2 separate regions of the Homo sapiens genome follow, and region 1 is linked to region 2. A link is a loop called in an ENCODE intact Hi-C map of the cell type or tissue named here. Cell type or tissue: thyroid gland. All regions are shown on one strand. Each heading gives the region's core, and the rest is flanking DNA. Links, peaks and the distances in the headings are about the cores only. Region 1 overlaps TTLL1 (TTL family tubulin polyglutamylase complex subunit L1). Region 2 has its middle 12 kb from the start of CYB5R3.

What was found. Peaks named below come from ENCODE experiments on the same cell type or tissue, not always from the same donor. Only the 100,000 strongest peaks of a DNase experiment are listed, where the experiment ranks them.
Region 1: it touches region 2 in a loop (2.0-fold over the local background); 5 of 110 quality-filtered maps call a loop at or near these places.

What each region holds. Positions count from the first base shown.
Region 1 is chr22:43,040,675-43,048,674 of GRCh38, forward strand. TTLL1 (TTL family tubulin polyglutamylase complex subunit L1) reads right to left here. Exons shown (of 11, transcript NM_012263.5): 10 at 5,736-5,899. TTLL1-AS1 (TTLL1 antisense RNA 1) reads left to right here. Exons shown (of 3, transcript NR_125362.1): 2 at 537-627. Among named protein-coding and RNA genes, the nearest start is that of TTLL1-AS1, 6.1 kb to the left of the region's middle. In thyroid gland, for the core only: no CTCF peak of the experiment used is centred there; no DNase peak of the experiment used is centred there; H3K27ac peaks cover 713 bases.
Region 2 is chr22:42,652,695-42,669,738 of GRCh38, forward strand. No RefSeq gene overlaps it. Among named protein-coding and RNA genes, the nearest start is that of CYB5R3, 12 kb to the left of the region's middle. RefSeq lists silencers at 9,413-9,552, 9,683-9,732, 9,773-10,052. In thyroid gland, for the core only: a CTCF peak has its summit at 9,437 (motif pointing right); a DNase peak (open chromatin) is centred at 9,457; H3K4me3 peaks cover 693 bases; H3K27ac peaks cover 444 bases.

The DNA of each region.
Region 1 (8,000 bases), core at 1-8,000, 380 kb after region 2:
ACCTCAGGTGATCTGCCCATTCGGCCTCCCAAAGTGCTGGGATGACAGGCGTGGGCCACCGTGCCTGGCCCCCATTTTCTTTAACTGCCTGTTTCCCAATTAACGTTCATGCATCCTAAGGCCGCGTGTGCTAAGGAGGCAGCAGTGTAGGAAACAGCCTGAATTTTCGTGTCTGGAAGAGCTGGATGCCAGCTGCAGCTCCCCAGACGGGGTGGTCACAGCATCTGGGCAAGTCCTGGGTCCTTCCCACAGTGGCGGGGCCCTTCTCTCACGGGGTCCTGGAGCATGGTCGTTGCTGCCTGCACCTATTGCAGGCTGTGGCAGGGAGCAGGCTGGGGGAATGGGGCCGCCCCCCTCCACGGTGACTGACATTATCCTCCCAACTCGGGCGGCAGCACCAGGACTTGCTTCCTATGGGGGGAAACTGGGGTTCTAGAGGTTTGCTCAGGGCCTAGGGTCCCACAGCTGGCCTGTGGCACAGGTAAGATTAACCTCTAGGACTTCTGATTTCTAATTCGGAGTTTTTTGTCCCATAGCGCTGAGGAGTGTGGAAAGCATCTTTCCCCAGTTAAAGCACATCCGTCGGTGTGCTGCGCTGGCCATCCTGACTAGGACCCTCGGTTGTATGTAGGTATTTGTGTCAAACACAAAAGGTACCCAGATGCTGAGTGCTAATCATGTGGACTTCTGGAAAAGGGTGGATTTCTGTGATAAGCTTATTACCAAAACCAGAGTTTGCAGGTTGAATGTAGTATGAGTTAGAAACTTCTGAGGTTAAAGAATGTATTTTCTGCATTGTGCTTCTGGTGGCAAACTGGGACTGAAAGAGTAGGTGGGAAGAAAGCATTTTCTGATTCCTTTTTTTTTTTTTAAACGGTCACCCAGACTGGAGTGTAGTGGCCCGATCTTGGCTCACTGCAACCTCTGCCTCCTGGGTTCAAGAGATTCTCATGCCTCAGCCTCCCAAGTAGCTGGCATTACAGGCGCATGCCACCACGCCCGGCTAACTTTTTGTATTTTTGGTAGAGATGGGGTTTCACCATGTTGCCCAGACTGGCCTCGAACCCCTGAGCTCAAGCAATCTTCCTGCCTCGGTCTCCCAAAGTGCTGGGATTACAGGTGTGAGCCACTGCGCCTGGCCGCATTTTCTGACTTCTGTCTGTGAAGCAGACACCACAGGGATCCAGGCTCTGCACCAGGGTGGAGCTGTCAGGATGATGATACAGGGGCCTGCTTCCTCTCTGGCTCTCGAAGGAGAGACACAGCCATAGTCCCTATGACACAAGGAAGCCGGACAGGACACCCCTGGAACTCTGGAATCTGCCTGGGTGGGGGGGGTCCTCCAGGAAGCCTCCCTGGCGCCTCTCCACAGGATCAGATACCCCTACCCCGTGGGGACTCCACATTCATAAATGTCGTCACTCCACTGCCCCCGTGTTTGCTTCCCTGGCCAGGGGGCTGCAGTGACCGCCCGTCTGGTTCGTGGCTGCCCCCAGCAGCTTGCTCAAGGTCTGGTGGATAGGAATCTACTGAATGAATGGAGAAAAGGACCACATATGGTGACCGGTTTCACGGAGCACTTGTGCTGATCTGTGTGGCTCAAAAAACAAAACAAACAGAAAGGAGCATTTGGCAAGCAGCTGGCACCGGGATGCGCTGTTCCCAGGGGTGGTCTGGCCACCTACCGAGCCAACGCAGAGGAGAATCAGAGCCAAGATGGCTCTTCGAAGTTCCTGTTCTAGCAGGCTTTTCTTCTGGCTTTTCACAGAAACAATCTAGTCACTGTTAGGGTTTTTTAAAGGCTGTAAAAGTACAGTCAGCAACTTCGGAACAGGGTCCTGGAGGTGGCAGATGCAAAGTGCCAGGCCTTGTAGGGCCACAGCCAATGGTATGGCCTGGGGCACGTGACCTCATGCGGCCAGTGTCCTCTGCTAGATGCTGCTGGGCTCTGAGGAGTTGCTGTGGGCACGCAGAGCACCTGGCATGGACGGGCGGCGCCGCTCAGATGACGTGGCCCTCCCAGTCAGCACCAACTGCTACTGCTGCTGGTGGCTGCACCTGAAAATGGAGCTGGGGTTCTTTGATCAGCTGAATGCCTAAGGGAAGCAAGCCCTGACTAGAAGCGTTTAGAGGCCATCAGCTCCACACAAGAGCCTTCCATTACTCCTCAGGAGCCAGGAGAGGACGGCTGGATCAGGGAGGGGGGTTCACCTTGTTGTCTCTTCAACTAAAAGCAGTGAGGCTCTGGCCTCTGCTGCTTTTTCTTTTTTTTTTTTTTTTTTTGAGGCAGACTTTCGCTGTGTCGCCCAGGCTGGAGTGCGGTGGCACGATCTCGGCTCACTGCAACCTCCGCCTCCTGGGTTCAAGCCATTCTCCTGCCCTCAGCCTCCCAAGTAGCTGGGATTACAGGTGCCCACCACCACGCCCGGCTAATTTTTGTATTTTTAGCAGAGACGGGATTTCACCATGTTGGCCAGGCTGGTCTTGAACTCATGACCTCAGGTGAGCCACCTGCCTTGGCCTCCCAAAGTGCTGGGATTACAGGTATGAGCCACCATACCCAGCCTGGCCTCTGCTTCTTGGCCGGGAAATGGCGAGTCTGGCCCACTCCCTCAAGAAGTCCACAGGCTGGACGCGGCAGAGGCTCTACACGCTCCCAACAAGCCAGCCTCTCCACCACCCTCAACTGGACTGAAGAGAACCCCCCAAGGTCCTCATGCTACTGACAAGTCTCCCCGCAATGGTCCCCACCCTGTACACACTCACAGACCCCCTCAGTCCTCCAGCACAGGGGCCATCAGGACCCAGCCCCGAAGGCCGCCATCGCAGTTGCCATCCCCAACCCTGATCTCACCCTTCACCTTCCAGGCTGCCAATCCCAGTCTGACCCCATCCCCAGACTCACCCTCTGTGGGCTCCGGAACTCTCTGCCCATCATCGCACCCACCATGCCCTCTGCTTATCCTTTAATCTCCACTTCCCCTTCCTGCTCTAATGGGCTCCTGCGAGACGCTGCTTCCCCTGCAGCCCCTGGTGTGGAGACTGCTTTCTCTCCCACCCCCCATACTCCTGGTTGGAGGGGGCCTCCTCTCTAAAGCCCCCAGCTCTTTCCAGGCCTGGTCACCACAGTTACCTTCCTCCTTGTGCAGTCACCTCCAGTCCTCCAGGTCACCACCCCAGATCCCTTGGAGAGCCAGGCTCCTAGTTCATGGTGGTGGGTGATGGCAATGACCAAACAGATGAAACCCCCAACTCCCTGACCTCTGGTGACCCTGTCCTCTACTCCATCTCAGTCCCATCCCCAGGGAGTCCCCAAGCCTCGTCACCCCTTGCATTATCTCCATGGCAAGTGCTCACTCCCTGACCACTGCCCCTTCTCCTCCCAGCCCACTTCCCTAGTGCCCGACTCCAACAACCCTCCTCCCCGAGAGACTGCCACCCACCCCCATCTTCTCCCTGTCCCCGCTGCCCTCTGTCTTGCCATCGCAAGCTCCCAATCCTGGTCCCTCCCAACCCTCTGCCTTCTCTGTACCTAGCCTGGGCAGCTGATCATGGAGGGAGAGAACAACCAACCACACACTGACTGGTCACCCCTGAAGTTCACAGCCACTACCCTGTAGAGGCCCCGAGGTTGCCGGCAAGCCCAGTATACTTCCATCTAAACTCCCCTTGCACCTGCTCCTCCTGTTCCAGACAATGAGCTGTAACACGCACATCCACACCACACATCACCCACAGCAGGGGCAGGAGGCAGCTAAGCATGGGCTTCAGAGTCCTCCCACCAGCAGCGCCTACCAGCTACAAGCCTGACGTCTCTGTGTGTGTGTGTAAATTTCACTAAATATTTCTTCCTTTGTTTTTTAAAAATTTACATGAAATGCACATTTTTGCTGTGACAGAAGCATGTAACTGTGATCCTAACACACCTACTCCTCCGCCTTTTACTGCCGTCTGCTTCCCTCTCTTCTCCACGCCCACTCGACTGCAGTATCGATGCCAACAACATGATGTGTGTCCTTCCATGTTTCCCTGCTCATGCATTCGCATGTAAGCCACCGCACATGTCACTGTATGTACACACAGGGGATTCTGAGGCCAATGTTTTACAAGGATTACGTTATACACCCTTTTCTGCAGTGAGTTTTTCCCAGGCAACCTCCCAGGCCCCATGGTGTAGCTCTGGGTCAATCCTTTTTTTTTTTTTTGGAGACAGAGTCTCACTCTGTCGCCCAGGCTGGAGTGCAGTGGTGCAATTTGGGCTCACTGCAACCTCCGCCTCCCGGGTTCAAGCGATTCTCCTGCCTCAGCCTCCTGAGTAGCTGACATTACAAGCGCGCACTACCACACCCGGCTAATTTTTGTATTTTTAGTAGAGATACAGTTTCACCATGTTGGTCAGGCTGGTCTTGAACTCCTGAGCTCGTGATCCACCTGCCTTGGCCTCCTGAAGTGCTGGGATTACAGGCGTGAGCCACCACGCCCAGCCAGGTCAATCTTTTTAAAGGCCACTTAATAGACCGCAGAATGAATGAACCATACTGTGTTCAGCCACCACACTCCTGATGGGCTCTCACTTTGTTCCCACTTTCGTCACTACGAGTATGCCACGGAACCGCTCTAAGCCTTTGTTTCCACACCTGTGAAATGGAGCTAATAGTCTTACCTACTTCAAAATATTACTGGGGAAAGGAATTGATACTGTGTGTAAAGCACTCTGCACAGTTTCTGACACATGACAAGCCCTCGAAAGTTAGCTATTTCCTTCCCGCTCTGTAAAATAGATCTTATTATACCCATTTTTTTTTTTTTTTTTTTTTGTAGAGATGGGGTTTCGCTATGTTTGCCAGCCTGGTCTCGAACTCCTGACCTCAGGTGATCTGCCCGCCTCGGCCTCCCAAAATGCTGGGATTACAGGTGTGAGCCACTGCACCTGGTCTATTATACCAATTTAAAGGTGGACAAACTGAGGCTCAAACAGTTGCACTGAGTTCCTCCCTGTCACCCAGCTCTATGCGGCAAAGCCAGGGAATGAGCCCAGGTGACCCGTGAGAAACACGCACTCCACCCAGCCTACTCCAGCTATCCTAGCGGCCAAGCACTCCACCCAGCCTACTCCAGCTATCCCAGCGGCCAAGCACTCCACCCAGCCTGCTCCAGCTATCCCGGCGGCCAGCGGGGGCCTGGCACGTGATCAGTGCACCACACATATGTTTTGAGTAGGAGCATACACAATGATCAAGTTCAGCACCCAAACTGCTTTTCTGGGCTGGGTGCAGTGGCTCACACTTGTAATCTCAGCACTTTGGGAGGCCGAGGTGGGAGAATCACTTGAGGTCAGGAGTTCAAGACCAGCCTGGCCAACGTGGTGAAACCCTGTCTATACTAAAAATACAAAAATTAGCCAGGAGTGGTAACACATGCCTACAGTCCCAGCTACTTGGGAGGCTGAGGCAGGAGAACTGCTTGAACCCAGGAGGCGGAGGTTGCAGTGAGCCAAGATCGTGCCACTGCAACCCAGCCTTGGCGACAGAGTGAGACTCCCTCTCAAAATAATAATAATAAAATAAACAAATTGCTTTTCTGCTACAACAAGATCTATCCCATCATGTCATTAGTAAATGAAACAGTCTGCCCAAATAAGGAGAATCCACATATGCCCAGAAATCCAAGCTGGGCTATGGCACACGCCATTCGGAAACACAGAAGGACAAGCGCACAGTCACACACACACTTACAGAATCTCGTAATTGCCGAGGACTTCCTTAGGTGGCGACTTGTTCCATTTGCAGTCTGGGATTTCACCATTCGGGACGGCGATGTTGAGGGTGTCATTAATCAGGTTGTACTTGAGGATTCGGTCATTGGCAGTGCTGGACGTGAGAGACGGGGACGCATTCACCTGTGAGATGAAAGACCCATGTTCCTCACCTGTGTCTCTCGCTCTTTTGGAATGAAAATGTGCACTGCAGAAGGAGATGCTGGCTGCTACACACTTTAGTGAAGTTTTTTTTTGAGACAGAGTTTCGCTCTTGTTGCCCAGGCTGGAGTGCAGTGGCGCAATCTCGGTTCACTGCAACCTCCGCCTCCCGGGCTCAAGCGATTCTCCTGCCTCAGCCTCCTGAGTAGCTGGGACTACAGGCACACACCAACACGCCCAGCTATTTTTTTGTATTTTTATTAGAGATGGGGTTTCACCATATTGACCAGGCTGGTCTCGAACTCCTGACCTCAGGTGATCCTCCCACCTCGGCCTCCCAAAGTGCTGGTATTACAGGCGTGAGCCACCACACCTGGAAAATGGTTATTTAATATTGCTACTATCTAATACCGTCAGAGCACCTTGGATAGGAAACTCTTTGTGATCCACTTTTATTAGCTGTTCAATGAAATATAAGTAATACTTAAAGGTAGGATTAGAATTAGGATCTACAAATCAGCGATCGCACAAACATTTTGGGCCAGTGTATATCACAAACGTTATCAGTGCCTACCTGTGTGACTGGTTCTGTCCTAAGTACCAAGAGCCCCACAAGGGTTTGTTAGAATCAGTGACCCAAATGGCCCTGCCCAAGCAGCAGTGTGGGTTTCAGCAAAAGGCAATGGGCTCCCTTTTTGCTAAGAGAGTAATATCTCATTAGTAAAGCAGCATTCTCACTCAAATGATGAATCCTTCCAACACATGGAAAGGTGGTCCCATAAGGCCTCTGAGAAGCTAAGCAACGTCACAAGATCCACACATTAAAATGAAGACATTCGCTTTGTTCTGTGGAGAGTCCCACAGGCCCTCAGTCACTACTTTTTTTGGTTTTTTTGAGACAGAGTCTTGCTGTGTCACCCAGGCTGGAATGCAGTGGTGTGATCTCAGCTCACTGCAGCCTCTGCCTCCCGGGTTCAAGCAATTCTCCTGCCTCAGCCTCCTGGGTAGCTGGGATTACAGGCATGCACCACCACGCCTGGCTAATACTTGTATTTTCAGTAGAGACAGGGTTTCACCATGTTGGTCAGGCTGGTCTTGAACCCCTGACCTCAGGGGTTCTGCCCGCCTCGGCCTCCCAAAGTGCTGGGGTTACAGGCGTGAGCCACCGTGCCCGGCCAGTCACTACTTATTTACTCATATTTTAGGCACTGTTCTAATGACCTTGGTTAGCTGTTTCAGGCCATGGGGGATTAGAGGGAGCAAATTTGTAAGCTGTTTACATTTCTCCCAGTCAGACTGCCTGTCTGTGCTGCTAGCAGTGTATCGAATATGTACTGTGCCAAAGAATTGCACACATCTCATTGTCCTCAAAATGACCACTGTAGTATACCATAATACTATAATTCTTATTATGAATACATGAAGATTAAGAATTGTTATTAGGGGCCGGGCGCGGTGGCTCATGCCCGTAATCCTAGTACTTTGGGACGCTGAGGCGGGTGGATCACAAGGTCAAGAGTTCGAGACCAGCTTGGCCAACATGGTGAAACCCTGTCTCTACTAAAAATAAAAAAAATTAGCCAAGTGTGGTGGCAGGCGCCTGTAATCCCAGCCACTTGGGAGACTGAGACAGGAGAATCGCTTGAACCCGGGAGGTGGAGGTTGCAGTGAGCTGAGATCACGCCACTGCGCTCCAGCCTGGGTCACAGAGTGAGACTCCGTCTCAAAAAAAAAGAAAGAAAAAAAAAAAGAATTGTTTTAGGCTGTGTGCAGTGGCTCACACCTATAACTCCAGCACTTTGGGAGGCCGAGGTGGAGGGATCGCTTGAAGCTAGGAGTTCAAGACTAGCCTAGGCAACACAGCGAGACCCCATCTCTACCAAAAAAAAAAAAAAAAATTATCTGGGAAGAGTGGCACACACCTCTACTCCCAGCTACACAGGAGGCTGAGGTGAGAAGGATCACTTGAGCCCAGGAGTTCAAGTTGCGGCGAGCAATGATGGTGACATTGCACTCCAGCCTGGAACACAGAGCGAGACTTGGTCTCTTAAAAAAAAAAACCCAGGCCAGACATGGTGGCTCA
Region 2 (17,044 bases), core at 5,616-13,615:
CGGTGAAACCCCGTCTCTACTAAAAATACAAAAAAAATTAGCCGGGCATAGTGGTGGATGCCTGTAGTCCCAGCTACTCGGGAGGCTGAGGCAGGAGAATGGCGTGAACCCGGAAGGCGGAGGTTGCAGTGAGCTGAGATTACACCACTGCATTCCAGCCTGGGCCACTGAGAGAGACTCCATCTCAAAAAAAAAAAAAAAAGAAAAGAAAAGCTAACAAATTGTCCAGTTGCATATTTCTCTCTCTCTCTCAAAAAAAAAAAAAGATGGGGTCACTGGAGACCCCTCATTGTCCATACCCTCCAGCTGGCTTGGTCCCCAGTTCCAGCAATCCTGTCCTCTGGCTGCCCCCAACCCTGGCACAGGACTGTGCCAAGGGTGTTTATTTTGCCCATTTATTGATCTGGGCCTCAGCTCCCAACACATTTCCTTTCTGGGGTTTGGATCTGCTTGCAACAGCCAAGTGAGGCCCCAGAACTTGCTGCTTTCCAGGGGACACTGTTAAAATGTCCTTTTTTCTGCCAAGCTTGGTGGCTCACACCTGTAATCCCAGCACTTTGGGAGGCCAAGGCAGGCAGATCACCTGAGGAGTTCGAGACCAGCCTGGTCCAACATGGTGAAACCCCGTCTCTACTAAAAATACAAAAATTAGCCAGGCATGGTGGAGGGCGCCTGTAGTCCCAGCTTCTCAGGAGGCTGAGGCAGGAGAATTGCTTGAACCCGAGAGTTGGAGGTTGCCGTGAGCCGAGATTGCACCACTGCACTCCAGCCTGGGCAACGGGGCGAGACTCTGTCTCAAAAAATAAAATAAAAAAATAAAATAAAATAACATATCGTTTTTGCTCTGAGCCCTCCTTTTTACCCTGAGGTCTAATCCTGCCTGCACCCAGGGAGGTAGGGATGTCTCCCCAGTGTGGTCAGCAGAGCAGGTTGAGGGAAGTTGGGGGTCCAGTTTCTTTGGAAAGGGAGGGGTAGGTTTCTCCCCTGAAGCTCATGGGGGCTGCTCACCTCCTGCAAGGTGCTGACTGTGAGGCAGCCCCGGGGAGCAGGGAGACGAAACAGGAAGGACATTGACTAGAGGCTCGCCTGCTGTTCTTGGGAGCTCTCAGACCCTGGGCTGGGGACTCGTGTTTGCAGCTAGCAAGGTTGGGTCTGGCCAGCTCTGCTACGGCTCATGGAGTGACCGCAGGCCAAGACCTTTCCTTCTCAGGGCACTTGTCTGAGAGAGGGTGGGCAGACCTCGAGGTCTTTAAAGCTCCTTCTGCTTCTGATATTTTATATTTATTCTCCCTCAGACTTTTGTTCGGGAAAAATATTTAACGTACAGAGAAGTTGCAAGAATAGTATAAATACAACAATCACATTCACCAGTGGTTATCATTTCAGCTCTTTCTCTTTCTCCCTGCTTTTCTCTCTATCTCCCTATCTCTCTATTTGGTTTTGGTGAACCATGTGACAATTAGTTGCAGACACTTGACCCTTCACCCCTAAACACTTCCCCATACTTCTCCCAAGAACAGGGTCGCTCTCCTACATTGTGTGATTATCAAATTCAGGAAACTTAACATTGACCCGATGCTATTATCTGTCCATATTCCCAATTACCCCATAAAGTCCTTTCTAGCTATTCTTTTTTTTTTCTGACTCAGGCTCTAATCCCAGGTCAAGCATTGCATTTACTTGGAAAGTCTCTTTAGTCTCCTTTAATCTGGAGACCGATGGGATCGGGAGGTACAGGTATGTGATGTCAGCTTGTCCCATTGTTGGTGGCGCCTGCCAGGCCTCCCCGATGTAAGATAACCTTTTGCTTTGATACCCTGTGAATGCCCTGATCCCCAATAAACTTCATATAATGGTTTCTGCATCTAGCCAGGATCCTGGCCTGAGTCAGTTATCATTGAGTGGTTTAACTGGTTTACAAACTGCTTCGGGAAGAAAAAAAAAAAAAGAAAGACCCTTGTCCTATTCCCTCAAAGTCCTGCTGTGATTCAGAAACTCCCTACAAACCCCTTTTACTTTGGGCATGTTAGCTGAGGATCTCTGACCCATCCTGCTGAGGAGTTTGATCCTTGGGAAAGGCTGGGAGGTAGACGGGGCAGAGAAACAGTCATTTTCTAGAGGAGGAAAATGAGGCCCAGAGAGAGCAGAGAATCAGGAGGGTAGTGGAGCAACTCCCTCAGGAATCTCTGAGCTCCAGCCCTTCTATGGCTAAGAGGAGGAGTTTGGGAAGGAGGCTCCTAGGCAGATGCAAGGGCAGAGTTTTGGGCCTGGGTTGGAGCTATATTACTCAGGCAGTCCCCTAAGTCCCTGTCAGAGGTGCAGGAACTAAGTTGCCAGATTGAGTGAATAAAAACACCGGGCACGGCTGGGCGCAGTGGCTCAGGCCTGTAATGCCAGCACTTTGGGAGGCCGAGGCGGGTGGATCACCTGAGGTCCGGAGTTCGAGACCAGCCTGACCAACATGGAGAAACTCAGTCTCTACTAAAAATACAAAAAATTAGCCAGGCATGGTGGTGCATGCCTGTAATCCCAGCTACTCGGGAGGCTGAGGTAGGAGAATCGCTTGAACCTGGGAGGTGGAGGTTGCAGTGAGCTGAGATCAAGCCACTGCACTCCATCCTGGACGACAGAGCAAGACCCTGTCTCAAACAAAACAAAACAAAACACAACAAAAAACAAAACAAAAACAGGGACGGGTGTGGTGGCAGTAATCCCAGCACTTTGGGAGGCCGAGGTGGGTGGATCACCTGAGGTCAGGAGTTCAAGACCAGCCTGGTAAACATGCTGAAACCCTGTCTCTACTAAAAATTAGCTGAGCATGGTGGCGTGCATCTGTAGTCCCAGCTACTCCGGAGGCTGAGGCAGGAGAATGGCTTGAACCTGGGAGGCAAAGGTTGCAGTGAGCTGAAAGCACCACTACACTCCAGCCTGGGAGACTGAACAAGACTCTGTCTCATAAATAAATAAATAAATAAATAAAACCACACACACACACACACACACACACACACACACACACACGAGGTATCATTAACTGAGGGTCAACAGTGTGCCCAGGGCTAGACTGGGAAACCAGAGATGAATGAGGCTCAGTCCCCAGAGACAGACACCAAGCTGAAAACGGTGGGGAGGAACACCAGGCTCTTCACTGATGTGAAATCAAGGGAGGTGACATCTGAGCTCTGAGGACCTAACACGCTGTTGTGATTTTATGCAAACGATGGAGGAAGGGCGGCGCCCTGTGATGAGCTACACGGAGCTTCTGACAGGTGCCAGGTGCTTTGCCTGTGTGGAGAGATAGGATCATGATGTTCTCTCTGTTTTCTCCTGTATTTTCCGCTTCCCTTTCCCTGTGTTTGCTGCCCCAGGGAAATGGCGTGGTGGGGCAGAAAGCTGCAGCCTGCCAGGAGTGAGCCAGAGAAAGTTCCCTGGCCTGGGCAGAGCTCCTTGAGAACATGTGGAGGAAGAAGGGCTCCCACCTCTGACCAGATAACCCCTCAGTGGATTCTTGGTGCCCACTGAACAGGCAAAACCAATTCACTGAGAGTAGGGCATTGCAATAAAGAGAGAGTTTAGGCCAGGCACGGTGGCACATGCCTGTAATCTCAGCACTTTGGGAAGCTGAGGCGGGTGATCACAAGGTCAGGAGTTCGAGACCAGCCTGGCCAATATGGTGAAACCCTGTCTCTACTAAAAATACAAAAAAAATAGCTGGGCATAGTGGTGGATGCCTGTAATCCTGGCTACTCGGGAGGCTGAGGCAGGAGAATTGCTTGAACCCATCCCAAACCAACCACGCCACGTGGGAGGTATAGTTACGACTCAAAACAATCTCTCTGAAAATTCAGAGGCGAGGGTTTTTCAAGGATTGCCTGGTCAGGGAGTCAACTTCTGAGTGTGGCCATGGAACTAGTCTGTGGGTGTCAGGGTCTGGGCGGAGTCATCGGTCACAAGAAACGCAAAAGCCTGAGAAGACATCTTGAAAGGCCAAGTCTTAGGTTCTGCAGTAGGGATGTTATCTGCAGAAATAACTGGGGGAGTTGCAAATCTTGTGGCCTCTGGAATGATGGCTGGTAATGATTTATGTCTACACGTTAGCAAAATTCAGGCTCCTCATCCTCTTAACCTGGTGGGTCTTTCGTCTGCTTTACAAAGGTGGTTCAGTTCTGGGGAAAGGCTACGATCATTTAAACCAAGCTTGTCCAAACCTTGGCCTGCAGGTCGCAGGTGGCCCAGAACGGCTTTGGATATAGCCCAACACAAATTCATAAAGTTTCTTTTTTTCTTTTCTTTTTTTTTTTTTTTTGAGATGGAGTTTCGCTCTGTTGCCCAGGCTGGAGAGCAGTGGCGCGATCTCGGCTCACTGCAACCTCCGCCTCCCAGGTTCAAGCGATTATCCTGCCTCAGCCTCCCTAGTAGCTGGGACTACAGGCGCCCGCCACCACGCCCAGCTAATTTTTGTATTTTTTAGTAGAGACGGGGTTTCACCATGTTAGCCAGGATGGTCTCGATCTCTTGACCTTGTGATCCACCCGCCTCGGCCTCCCAAAGTGCTGGGATTACAAGCGTGAGCCACCGCGCCCGGCCAAGATTTTTCTATTTTTAGTAGCAACCGGGTTTCACCATGTTGGCCAGGCTGGTCTCGAACTCCTGTCCTCAGGTGATCCACCCACCTCAGCCTCCCAAAATGCTGGGATTACAGGCATGAGCCACCACACCCGGCCTTCACTGTTACAATTTTCAAAAAGACCGTCTCACCAGGACTGGGGCAATTAGGGGGAGGCTAAGGGAGGTCTATAGATCCTGGAGTCCAGGGGCCTTCCCAACCATGCCACGTGGGAGATGTAGTTATGACTCAAATAAATAAAACCACACACACACACACACACACACACACACACACACACACACACACACGAGGTATCATTAACTGAGGGTCAACAGCGTGCCAGGGCTAGACTGGGAAACCAGAGATGAATGGTTTCCTACTGGCCTGTAGCATACCTTTCTGCAATTAGAGAAAGATGCCCTCTCTGGGGAACTGCCCCCCTCTGCCCCCCTGTTCCCTGGGCCTGACGTAGTCACACTGTTTCAAGCTCCACTTCCCACCTCTATGGGTTATTGTGCAACAAGGGAAAGATTTTTGCTGCACTTGTTTCCTGGGTGGGGTAATGCTGAAAGACAGCAGGGGTCTTCCCGGTATATATGGGCTATTAGGATCCAGGGGGATGGGAGGACAGTGGGGAGCTGCTCAATGTGAGCTGTCCCAAGCTGATTTGTGAAGATGGGCAGCCCTGCAGAAACTTGGGAGGACCAGTGACCAAGAACCAGTCCCACCTTGTCCTTCCCCTTGAAACTCCTGAGCCTCTAGAACTGAAGTCATGTTTCCTGCCAGCCTGGCTAAGAAGGGTCTTCAAGACGGAAATGCCTTTATTTTTATTTTTATTTATTTATTTATTTATTGAGACAGAGTCTCACTTGTTCGCCCACTCTGGAGTGTAGTGGCGCGATCTCAGCTCACTACAACCTCTGTCTCCCAGATTCAAGCGATTCTCCTGCCTCGGACTCCCAAGTAGCTGGGATTACAGGCTGGCAAAACCACACTCGGTTAATTTTTGTATTTGTAGTAGGACAGGGTTTCACCATGTTGGCCAGGCTGGTCTTGAACTCCTGACCCCGTGATCCACCCACCTCGGCCTCCCAAAGTGCTGGGATTACAGGCGTGAGCCACTGTGCCCAGCTGAACCCAGGACCAGCCTGGGCAACAGGGCGAAAACTCATCTCTACAAAAGACACAAAAATTGCTGGGCGCGGTGGCTCATGCCTGTAATCCCAGCACTTTGGGAGGCCGAGGTGGGCGGATCACAAGGTCAGGAGATTGAGACCATCCTGGCTAACACGGTGAAACCCCGTCTCTACTAAAAACACAAAAAATTAGCTGGGGATGGTGGCGGGTGCCTGTAGTCCCAGCTACTCAGGAGGCTGAGGCAGGAAAATGGCGTGAACCCGGGAGGTGGAGGTTGCAGTGAGCCGAGATTGTACCACTGCACTCCAGCCTGGGCGACAGAGCGAGACTCTGTCTCAAAAAAAAAAAAAAAAAAAAAATTACCCAGTTGTGATGACACATGCCTGTAGTCCCAGCTACTAGGGAGGCTGAGGTGGGAGGATGGCTTGAGCCTGGGAGGCAGAGGTTGCAGTGAGCCAGGATCACACCACTGCACTCCAGCCTGGGTGACAGGGTGCCATGGTGTGGATATATACTTTATTTATTTGTTTATGGGTATTTAAGTTGTTTTCACTTTCTGGCTATTATGAATCATGCTACTGTAAACATCTGTGTACCTTTTGTGCTGACATATGTTTTCATTTCTTTGGGGCATATATACTTAGAAGTGGAATTGCTGGGTTCTATATATTGTATGTCTACCTTATTGAGGAACTACCAAAATGTTTTCCAAAGTGGCTACACCATTTTACATCCCCACCAGCAACACAGGAGGGTTCAAATTTCTCCGCATCCTCACCAACACTTATTATCTGACTTTTGATTATAGCCATCTCGTGGGTGTGAAGCATCTCACTGTGCTTGGTGTTGGTTTTTGTTTTTTTTTTCTTTTTTCTTTTGAGATGGAGTTTCACTCTTATAACCCAGGCTGGAGTGCAGTGGCGCAATCTTGGCTCACTGCAACCTCCGCCTCCCAGGTTCAAGTGATTCTCCTGCCTCAGCCTCCCCCATAGCTGAAACTATAGGCGTGTGCCACCATGCCTGGCTAATTTTTGTATTTTTTGTAGAGACAGGGTTTCACCATGTTGGCCAGGCTGGTCTAGAACTCCTGACCTCAGGTGATCCTCCCATCTTGGCCTCCCAAAGTGTTGGGATTACAGGCGTGAGCCACCGTGCCTGGCCCTATTCTCCTTTCACAACCCTATGAAACAGGGGTCCCCAAACCCCAGGCCATGGACTGATACCAGTTTACGGCCTTTAGGAACTGGACCACACATCAAGAGGTGAGTGGGGGGCGAGTAAGCAGAGCTTCATCTGTATTTACAGCCGATCCGCATCGCTTGCATTACTGCCTGAGCTCGCCTTCTGTCGGATCAGCAGCAGCATTAGATTCTCATAGGAGAATCCTATCGTGAACCCTATTGTGAACGGTGCATGTGAGGGATCTAGGTTCCATACTCTTTATGAGAATCTAATGCCTGATGATCTGTCACTGTCTCCCATCACCCCCAAATGGGACCGTCTAGTTGCAGGAAAACAAGCTCAGGGCTCCCACTGATTCTACATGATGGTGAGTTGTATAATTATTTCATTATATATTACAATGTAATAATAATGGAAATAAAGTGCAAATAAATGTCATGTGCTTGAATCATCCTGAAACCACCCCCTCAGCCCCCCATCCGTGGAAACGTTGTCTTCTGCAAAACTGGTCCCTGGTGCCACAAAGGCTGGGGACCACTGCTATAAAACTAACCCACACAACACCCCTGGGGAGCAGCCCGTTCCTTTTCCTTTCTCAGTGCTGGCTTCCTTGTGCACAAGCTAAAATAAACTTTCTTTTTGCTGCTATGTCTGGTGATCTCTCTTGATTTCTATCCTGGAAGATTACAAGAACCCAGTGTGCTGGTAACACTTCTGACTGTCCAGCTGTAAGTTGGAGTTCCCAAGACCCGCCACTTACGTTTGATTAATTTGGTAGCATGGCTCACAGAACTCAGAGAAACACTAACATTTACAGGTTTATCATAAAGGATATTCAGGGGCCGGGTGTGATGGCTCACGCCTGTAATCCCAGCACTCTGGGAGGCTGAGGCAGGTGGATTGCTTGAGCTCAGGAGTTCAAGTCCAGCCTGGGCAACATGACAAAGCTCCATCTCTACTGAAAATACAAAAAATTAGCTGGGCATAGTGGTGTGTACCTGTAGTCCCAGCTACTTGAGAGGCTGAGACGGGAGGACCACTTGAGCCTGGGAGGTGGAGGTTGCAGTGATCCAAGATCCTGCCACTGCACTCCAGCCTGGGTGACAGACTGAGACCCCATCTCAAAAAAATAAAATAAAATAAAATAAAGGATATTCAGAAGGATACAGAAGAACAACCAGATGGAAGAGATCCATAGGGCAAGGGAAGGGGAAGTGTGTGGCACCTCCATGCCCTCTCCAGGCACACTACCCTCCAGGCACCAGCAAGTGTTCAGCTGTCCAGAAGCTCTCCCAACCCCGTCCATTATTTCTTTCTTTTTCTTTTCTTTTCTTTTCTTTTTTTCTTTTTTAAGACGGAGTCTTGCTCTTGTCGCCCAGTCTGGAGTGCAATGGCATGATTTTGGCTCACTGCAACCTCTGCCTCTTGGGTTCAAGTGATTCACCTGCCTTGCCTCCCGAGTAGCTGGGATTACAGGTGCCCGCCACCATGGTCAGCTAATTTTTGTATTTTTAGTAGAGACGGGGGTTTCATCATGTTGGCCAGGCTGGTCTTGAACTCCTGACCTCATGTGATCCACCCGCCTTGGCATCCCAAAGTGCTGGGATTACAGGCATGAGCCACCGCGCCCGGCCTATTTATTTCTATATATATTTATTATATTTAATAATATATATTATTATTTATATACATATTTTTAATTTTATTTTTTTGGCTGGGTGGGGTGGTACACGCCTGTAATCCCAGCACTTTGGGAGGCCGAGGCGGGTGTATCCCCTGAGGTCAGGAGTTCGAGACCAGCCTGACCAACATAGTGAAACCCCATCTCTACTAAAAATACAAAATTAGCTGGATGTGGTGGTGCACGCCTGTAATCCCAGCTACTCAGGAGGCTGAGGCAGGTGAATTGCTTGAACCCGGGAGGCAGAGGTTGTAGTGAGCAGAGATCGCGCCATTGCACTCCAGCCTGGGCAACAAGAGTGAAGCTCCGTTTCAAAAAAAAATTATTTATTTTTAAAAATTGAATTAACTTGGCTGGGTGTGGTGGCTCACCCCTGTAATCCCAGCACTTTGGGAGGCCGAGGGGGGAGGATCACCTGAGGTCAGGAGTCCGAGACCAGCCTGGCCAACATGGTGAAATCCCTGTCTCTACTAAAAATGCAAAAATTAGCCTGGAGTGGTGGCGCATGCCTGTAATCCCAGATTGCTTGAACCCGGGAGGCGGAGGCTGCAGTGAGCGGAGATCACGCCACTGCACTCCACCCTGGGCGACAGAGCCAGACTCTGTCTCAAAAAAAAAAAAAAAAAAAAAAAAAAAAAAGGAGAGTTGTATTATTATTTGTAGATGAAGAAAACTGGTTCTGTCCAACCAATGCAGAATAGATCTCAATGGATCTTTGAGCGTCCAGAAATAGACCTAAGTGTAAAAGGGGGCATTTGCAGTTGAGTAGGATGGGCTGGGTACTGTCGCCAGGTCTGTAGTCCCAGCAATTTGGGTGCGCTTGATGTCAGGTTCCGGCCTCCAGGGGGCGCGCCCGAGCCAGGAAAAGGCTCCCGGCGCCCGGGGCGCGGGTCCAGCCGGCTCCATCCGAAATCTCCACTCCCACCGGCTTCGGCTGGGGGTTCTGCCGCTGCTCTGCTCCAGCCGAGCCCCAAATCCTGCCTCCTCTACCCCTTCCTCGGACCCAGCCCGTGCCCACCTTGGGTCCCGGCAGCCTGGGAGGGGTGCGCCTCTTGGGGCTCATCCCCCACAACCTCCACGCTCTGGAGGTGTTCAGGTTCCTTCGAGTCCGTGTCCCCGAGCCCCGCGCCGCTACGGGGAGCCCTGCAGACGCCTCGGTGGGGAAGAGAGGCCGCTGTCCCGGGATAGGTGCTGCCCCTTGGGCTGCGGGGCTCCGCGGAGAGCGGCCGAGAGAGCGGGAGCCCGGGCCGGGCGGGCCGGGGTGGACGGTCGTGGGGGCTGCCGGGGAGGCCCGGGAGCGGGAGGAGGTGACGGTCGGAGACGGGTGATTCTTGTGAGGGCACGCGGAGCCGGGGCGGGATGGGGGCCCTACCTTGTCCAGGCGCCCTCTGGATCCGGGTCTGCCTCGAGGCGGCGGAAGCCCCACGGGGCGCTGGGCGGCGCCCTCCCCTGCCTTGCCCTCGTGGGGTTACTCCCCGCAGAGCTCCCAGCTGGCCCCCCAGGACTCGTGGGGGTGAGGGGAGGGGGATGTGAAGCTCCCGAATGGAGGCCGAGAGGGCAGCGGGGCAGGGGATGCTCAGGAGTTCAAGTCCAGCCTGGGCAACATGGCAGGGCCCATCCCAGGGTGTCCAGGGCAAAAACAGTTCCCGCTCATGGGCTCAGAGAGGTCACGCCTGCCCCTGCCGAGGACAGAGCCTGTCACAAAGAAAACGGCACGCTCTGGAAGTTTCTTCCATCCCTTTCCACCTCCTCCTTCAAAACAGAGTCTGCGTCCTTTTGGCCGGGCTCGGTGGCTCACGCCTGTAATCCCAGCACTTTGGGAGGCTGGGGCAGGCAGATCACGAGGTCAAGAGATCGAGACCATCCTGGCCAACATGGTGAAACCCTGGCTCTACTAAAACTACAAAAATTAACTGGGCGTGGTGGCGCATGCCTGTAGTCCCAGCTACTTGGGAGGCTGAGGCAGGAGAATCGCTTGAACCCTGAAGGCGGAGGTTGCAGTCGACAGAGATCATGCCACTGCACTTCAGCCAGGTGACAGAGCGAGACTCTGAGACTCCGTCTCAAAAAACAAAACAAAACAAAACAAAACAAAAGAAAGACAGGAGCTCCTCCCCTTCTATAATTACAAACTTTTAACAGTTTTCCCTCAGGTTATCATTTTTATTTCATGAGAAAGTTCTGGCTAATGAGAACCCAAAACCCAAAGGAGGTGTTGATTTCAGGCACAGTGCCAGGTGCCTCTAATCCAGCCAGGAGCTAGGGGCTGCTCTGGGAGCTGCTGGGTGAGGAAGGGGTGTTGGGGGTCTACGCGTTTAAATCCCTATTAATGCCAGGCGCAGTGGCTCATGCCTGTAATCCCAGCACTCTGGGAGGCCAAGGTGGGCGGATTACCTGAGGTCAGGAGTTCGAGACCAGCCTGGCCAACATGGTGAAACCCCATCTCTACTAAAAATACAAAAATTAGCTGGGCTTGGTGGCACATGCTTGTAATCCCAGCTTTCAGGAGGAAGAGGCAGGAGAATCGCTTGAGCTCAGGAGGCGGAGGTTGCAGTGAGCTGAGATTGTGCCACTGCACTCCAGCCTGGCTGACAGAGCGAGACTCTGTCTCAAATGAATAAGTAAATAAATAAATAAATCGCTGTCAGCCATGGAGCCAGGCCTAGGTGCTGAGCCCAGTGGCGGTGGGAAGATGGGTTTTCTGAGCACAAACTCTGGGTTGAACCGTTTCCCAGGGAGCTTCCTGCAGAGTCTGAGCAGGTGAGGACCAAGGAGGTGAGGCCCAGGCCGATTCAGCTGGAGGAGTACACGCTGCTGCAGGACCTCAGCCATCTCAGGCCACCTGTCCTCCTGGGCCTTTCCCGTCACTGAGGCCACCTGTGCCTTCTGTGAAACACTGCCCCATTAGTTCAGAGTTCAAAGAGGGGGCTGTTACTGAGGCCGGAGGGGCCTGGGCCTGGGCTCTGACACTGATACTGACCTTGAGCTGGTGACTTAACTCCCTGAGCTTCAGTCTACTTGTCTATAAAGTGGGAATAATTCTACCTACTCTATTCCCAGCAACCTTTTTCAATGGCCCAAGCCTCAATTGTTCTCATCTGTAAAATGGGCTTAACCATGGCCTTTCCTGTGTATCTTACAATTTTGTAATTAAATCCATCCATCAGTTATCAAATAATAGTAATAAAGAAATGAGAGGCTGGGGCAGTGGCTCACGCCTGTAATCCCAGCACTTTGGGAGGCTGAGGCAGGTGGATCCCTTGAGCCCAGGAGCTCAAGACCAGCCTGGGTAACATGGTAAAACCCCATCTCTACAAAAAAATACAAAAACTAACCGGGCACGGTGGTGTATGCCTGTAGTCCCAGCTACGTGGGAAGCTGAGGTGGGAGAATGGCTTGAGCCTGGGAGGCGGAGGTTGCAGTGAGCCAAGATCGCACCTCTGCACTCCAGTCTGGGTGACAGAGCCAGACCCTGTCTCAAAAAAAAAAGAAAAAGAAAAAAGAAATGAGACTGCTTGCTATATGACTGGCACTGTGTACGTGCCTTAACTCATCCATTTCTCCTGGCCACCCTGGGAGGAGAAAGCCTATGTTACTGCCATCCCACAGAAGAGAAAACAGACCAGTAATTCACACACTCAGCATCACACAGGTGAACGTGCTGCAGATGCAGGCAGTCTGGCCTCACTGGCTGCCGCCCTCTACCCAGGCTGCCTCCCTGTACACAGGCTGCCTCCCTGTGCCCAGGCTGCCTCCCTGCGTACAGTCCACCATGCCAGGGCCCGGAGCATGGTGGCCCTCAATAAATAATGGTTGAATGAATGACACTGCAAAAGTGCCTGTAGGGTGGAGGTCCAGCACAGCTGCTCCGACGTACCCAGGTCAGACTGGAGTGGTCTGAGGGCATCCACACACCATCCTGCTTGCTGAAGCAGGTGAGTACCACAGGTTTTGCATTGTAACATGCAAATGATGGCATGTATTTCTATCCTCATCTGAGATCTGGGACTTTTATGGGTTTCCTGGTATTCACAGGGCAAGGCCTTTGGGAGAAAGCTTGAAACCCCCTGATGTAGTTGACAGAGCATGAGTTTATCCTCAGAGAGACCACAGTTCAAATCTTGGCTGGGTGACTACTTTTATGAGCCTCACTTGCTTCGTCGTGGCAGCCCGAATTGGCCTGACGATTTCCTGCAAGTTCCTTGACACCTGGAGGAAGATCATAGTACCCAGCCCTGAGCATCACTGACTTGGCATCACAGATCACCTCTTCTAGGGAGCAATCTGTGGCTGATGGAGGAGAGTGGGGATACCAGAAGAAAAAATTTAACTGCCTGGAAAGTACCTTCCTGGTGGCTTTCAGTCATCTCAGCTCCCCAGATGCCCTACTTTTTGCTGGAGTCACATGCTCTGCTCTTGCTCTCTTCAAGGTAACAGATTCTTGTCCGTTTGCAGGCAGCAACTTGAGAAATAGAAGAAGAACAGGTCTCAGACCGCATTTATTCAGATGTCAGTGTGGATAAGCACCATGCCAGTTTCTGTCCTAGGCGCAAAAACTGCCAAGATATTTTTTAAAATCTTTTACTGCGAGGCTAAGTTTATAATAAAAGAAACTAACCTCATTGCTTAAAAAATGAAATTAGGGCCAGGCAGAGTGGCTCACGCCTGTAATCCCAGCACTTTGGGAGACTGAGGCAGGTGGATCACTTGAGGTCAGGAGTTCGAGACCAGTCTAGCCAACATGGTGAAACCCCATCTCTACTAAAAATACAAAAATTAGCCAGGCATGGTGGTGCACACCTGTTGTCTCAGCTGCTTGGGAGGCTGAGGCAGGAGAATTGCTTGAACCCGGGAGGCAGAGGATGCAGTGAGCAGAGATCGCGCCACTGCACTCTAGCCTGGGCGACAGAGCGAGACTCGGTCTCAAAAAAAAAAAAAAAAAGGAACAAACAAACAAAAACTGAAATTAGGTGGGGTGCAGTGACTCACGCCCGTAATCCTAGCACTTTGGGAGGCTGAGGCGGGAGGATTGCTTGAACCCAGGAGCTGGATACCAGCCTGGGCAACAGGGCGAAACCCCATCTCTACCAAAAATACAAAAATTGGCCGGGCATGGTAGTTTGCACCTGTAGTCCCAGCTACTCAGGAGGCTGAGGTGGGAGGATGGCTTGAGCCGGGGAGGCAGAGGTTGCACTGAGCCAAGATTGTGCCACTGCACTCCAGCCTGGGTGATAGAGCTGGAACCTATCTCAGAAAAAAAAAAAAGGAAGAAGGAAAGAAGGAAAGAAGGAAAAAAGGAAGGAAAGAAAGAAAGAAAGAAGGAAAGAAAGAAAGAAAAAGAAAGAAAGAGAAAGAAAGAAATTACATGATAGTTTATATGTTTGAAACCAGCAAATCCTGGCTCCTTTATATGCCCTCGTAATTCTACCTGAGACCTGAATCCTTCCTTTTTCACTCATTATAATCTTGAATTTTATCATAAGCAGCTAAAAGAAAATAGCTGGTTGGCCGGGCGCGGTGGCTTACGCCTGTAATCCCAGCACTTTGGGAGGCTGAGGTCAGGAGTTCAAGACCAGCCTGGCCAAAATGGTGAAACCCCGTCTTTACTAAAGATACAAAAATTAGCCGGTGGTGGCAGATGCCTGTAATCCTAGCTACTCAGGAGGCTGAGGCAGGAGAATCGCTTGAACCCAGGAGGCAGAAGTTGCAATGAGCCAAGATCGCGCCATCGCACTCTAGCCTGGGGGACAAGAGTGAGACTTCATCTCAAAAAAAAAAAGAAAGAAAATAGCTGGCATTTTCAACATTTCAACATAACGTACTCTAGCCAAGTGCCAAGCAATCCTCCTTATCAGGTGGACCGGGTACAATTCCTGCTTCCCCCTGAGTAGCTGGTTTCAGTTCCCTGCCAGCCCATGGAATTATAAAAACAAGCCAATCACATACACCACGAAACCAGAGGACACCTCAACTTTTTTTTTTTTTTTTTGAGATGAGTCTCGCTGTGTCACCCAGGCTGGAGTGCAGTGGCACGATCTCGGCTCACTGCAACCTCCATTTCCAGGTTTCAAGTGATTCTCCTGCCTCAGCCTCTCAAGTAACTGGGATTACAGGCACTCACCACCATGCCCGGCTAATTTTTATATTTTAGTAGAAATGAGGTTTCTTTTTTTTTTTTTTTTGAGACAGAGTCTCACTCTGCCGCCCAGGCCGGAATGCAGTGGCGCGATCTCCGCTCACTGCAATCTCCGCCTACTGGGTTCACGCCATTCTCCTGCCTCAGCCTCCCAAGTAGCTGGGAATACCGGTGCCCGCCACCACGCCCGGCTAATTTTTTGTATATTTAGTAGAGACGGGGTTTCACCGTGTTAGCCAGGATGGTCTCGATCTCCTGACCTCGTGATCCACCCGGCTCAGCCTCCCAAAGTGCTGGGATTACAGGTGTGAGCCACCACGCCCGGCCAGAAATGGGGTTTCACCATGTTTGGCCAGGCTAGTCTTGAACTCCTGACCTCAAATGATCCACTCACCTCAGCCTCCCAAAGTGCTCGTATTACAGGCATGAGCCACCACGCCCGGCCACCCTTACCCTCTTGATACTACAAAGCCTCTTGTGGTCCACTGGTACCAGGCACAAGCCCTGTGTGGCCCTGCAGAGTGTGTCCTCCTCTCCTGAGCTGTGAGTACATGTGACTCATAAACTGCTCTGGATCTCTTCTGTCCAGATTCGGGTGTCCTGTGTTCAGCCATTGCCATAATCCTAGGTCAGGAATCCCTCCTGCACTGATGAAGTCAAGAGAGGTGATTAAAACAAGCGTTCCAGTATATCTCACTTGGGTTACATAACTGGGCCTTGTTTTCTTCAGCTTCCAATAGTAATTTCCTGGGCTGGGCGCTGTGGCTCATGCCTGTTATCCCAGCACTGGGAGGCCGAGGCAGGCAGATCATCTGAGGTCAGGAGTTCGAGACCAGCTTGACCAACATGGTGAAACTCCATCTCTACTAAAAATACAAAAAAATTAGCTGGACATGGTGGTGCATGCCTGTAATCTCAGCTACTCAGGAGGCAGAGGCAGGAGAATTGCTTGAACCCGGGAGGTGGAGGTTGCAGTGAGCTGAGATCGCACCACTGCACTCCAGCCTGGGCAACAGAGTGACACTCTCTCAAAAACAAAACAAAACAAAAAATAAAAAAAATAAAAATAAAAAAACTCTATATTGGGCCAGATGTGGTGGCTCATGCCTGTAATCCCAGTGATTTGGGAGGCCGAGGCAGGTGGATCACCTGAGGTCAGAAGTTCGGGACTAGCCTGACCAAAATGGTGAAACCCTGTCTCTACTAAAAATACAAAAAAATTAGCCGGCCATGGTGGCAAATGAGCAGTGAGTCAAGATGTGCCACTGTACTCCAGCCTGGACGACAAGAGTGAAACTCCATCTCAGAAAAAAAAAGAAAAAAGTAATTTCCTCACTGTTCTTTAAGCTTTCACTAACAGTTTTGTCAAGGTCCTTTCTACTCTCTGGTCCCCAAACCAATGCCAGGTGTATTTTTTGTTTCTGTACCACCCTACTTTTACGTGTCACACTGTCTTCCGGTCATTGATCATAACAAACCACCCCAAAATTCAGTAGCTCAAAACAATAGTTGTTCATTGGCTTACAATATTGCTATATATGTGTGTGTATATATATATTTTTTTCTTTTCTTTTCTTTTCTTTCCTTTTCTTTTTTTTTTTTCTCTTTTTTTTGAGACAGAGTTTTGCTCTTGTTGCCCAGGCTGGAGAGTAGTGGCATGATCTCACCTCGCTGCAACCTCTACCTCCCGGGTTCAAGTGATTCTCCTGTCTCAGCCTCCCCAGTAGCTGGGATTACAGGCGCCTGCCACCACTCTCGGCTAATTTTGTATTTTTAGTAGAGACGGGGTTTCTCCATGTTGGTCTCCTGGCTAGGAGACTGGTCTCGAACTCCCAACCTCAGGTGATCCACCCACCTTGGCCTCCCAGAGTGCTGGGATTACAGGCATGAGCCACCGTGCCTGGCCTATATATATTTTTTAATAGAGATGGTGTCTTGCTGTATTGCCCAGGCTAGTCTCTAACTCCTAGGCTCAAGTGATCCTCCCACCTCAGCCTCTCAAAGTGCTGGGATTACAGGCATGAGCCACCGCACCTGGCCACAGTATTGCAATTTTGTGGGCTCAGCAGGGCCATCTCTTAGCTCCATGTGGCATCAGCTGGGATACCTTGACTGGGCTGGAAGGCCCACCTCCAAGATGGCTCATTCTCCTGCCTGGGAGACTGCGGGGTGGCTGGGAGCCACTGTTACCCTCCGTGTGGACCTATCCATGGAGCTGCTTGTGAAATTGCCTGAGGAGTTCGTCTTGTCCGCTGCACAGATAAACCCAATTCACTGAGACAGCATTGTTGCAGTAAAG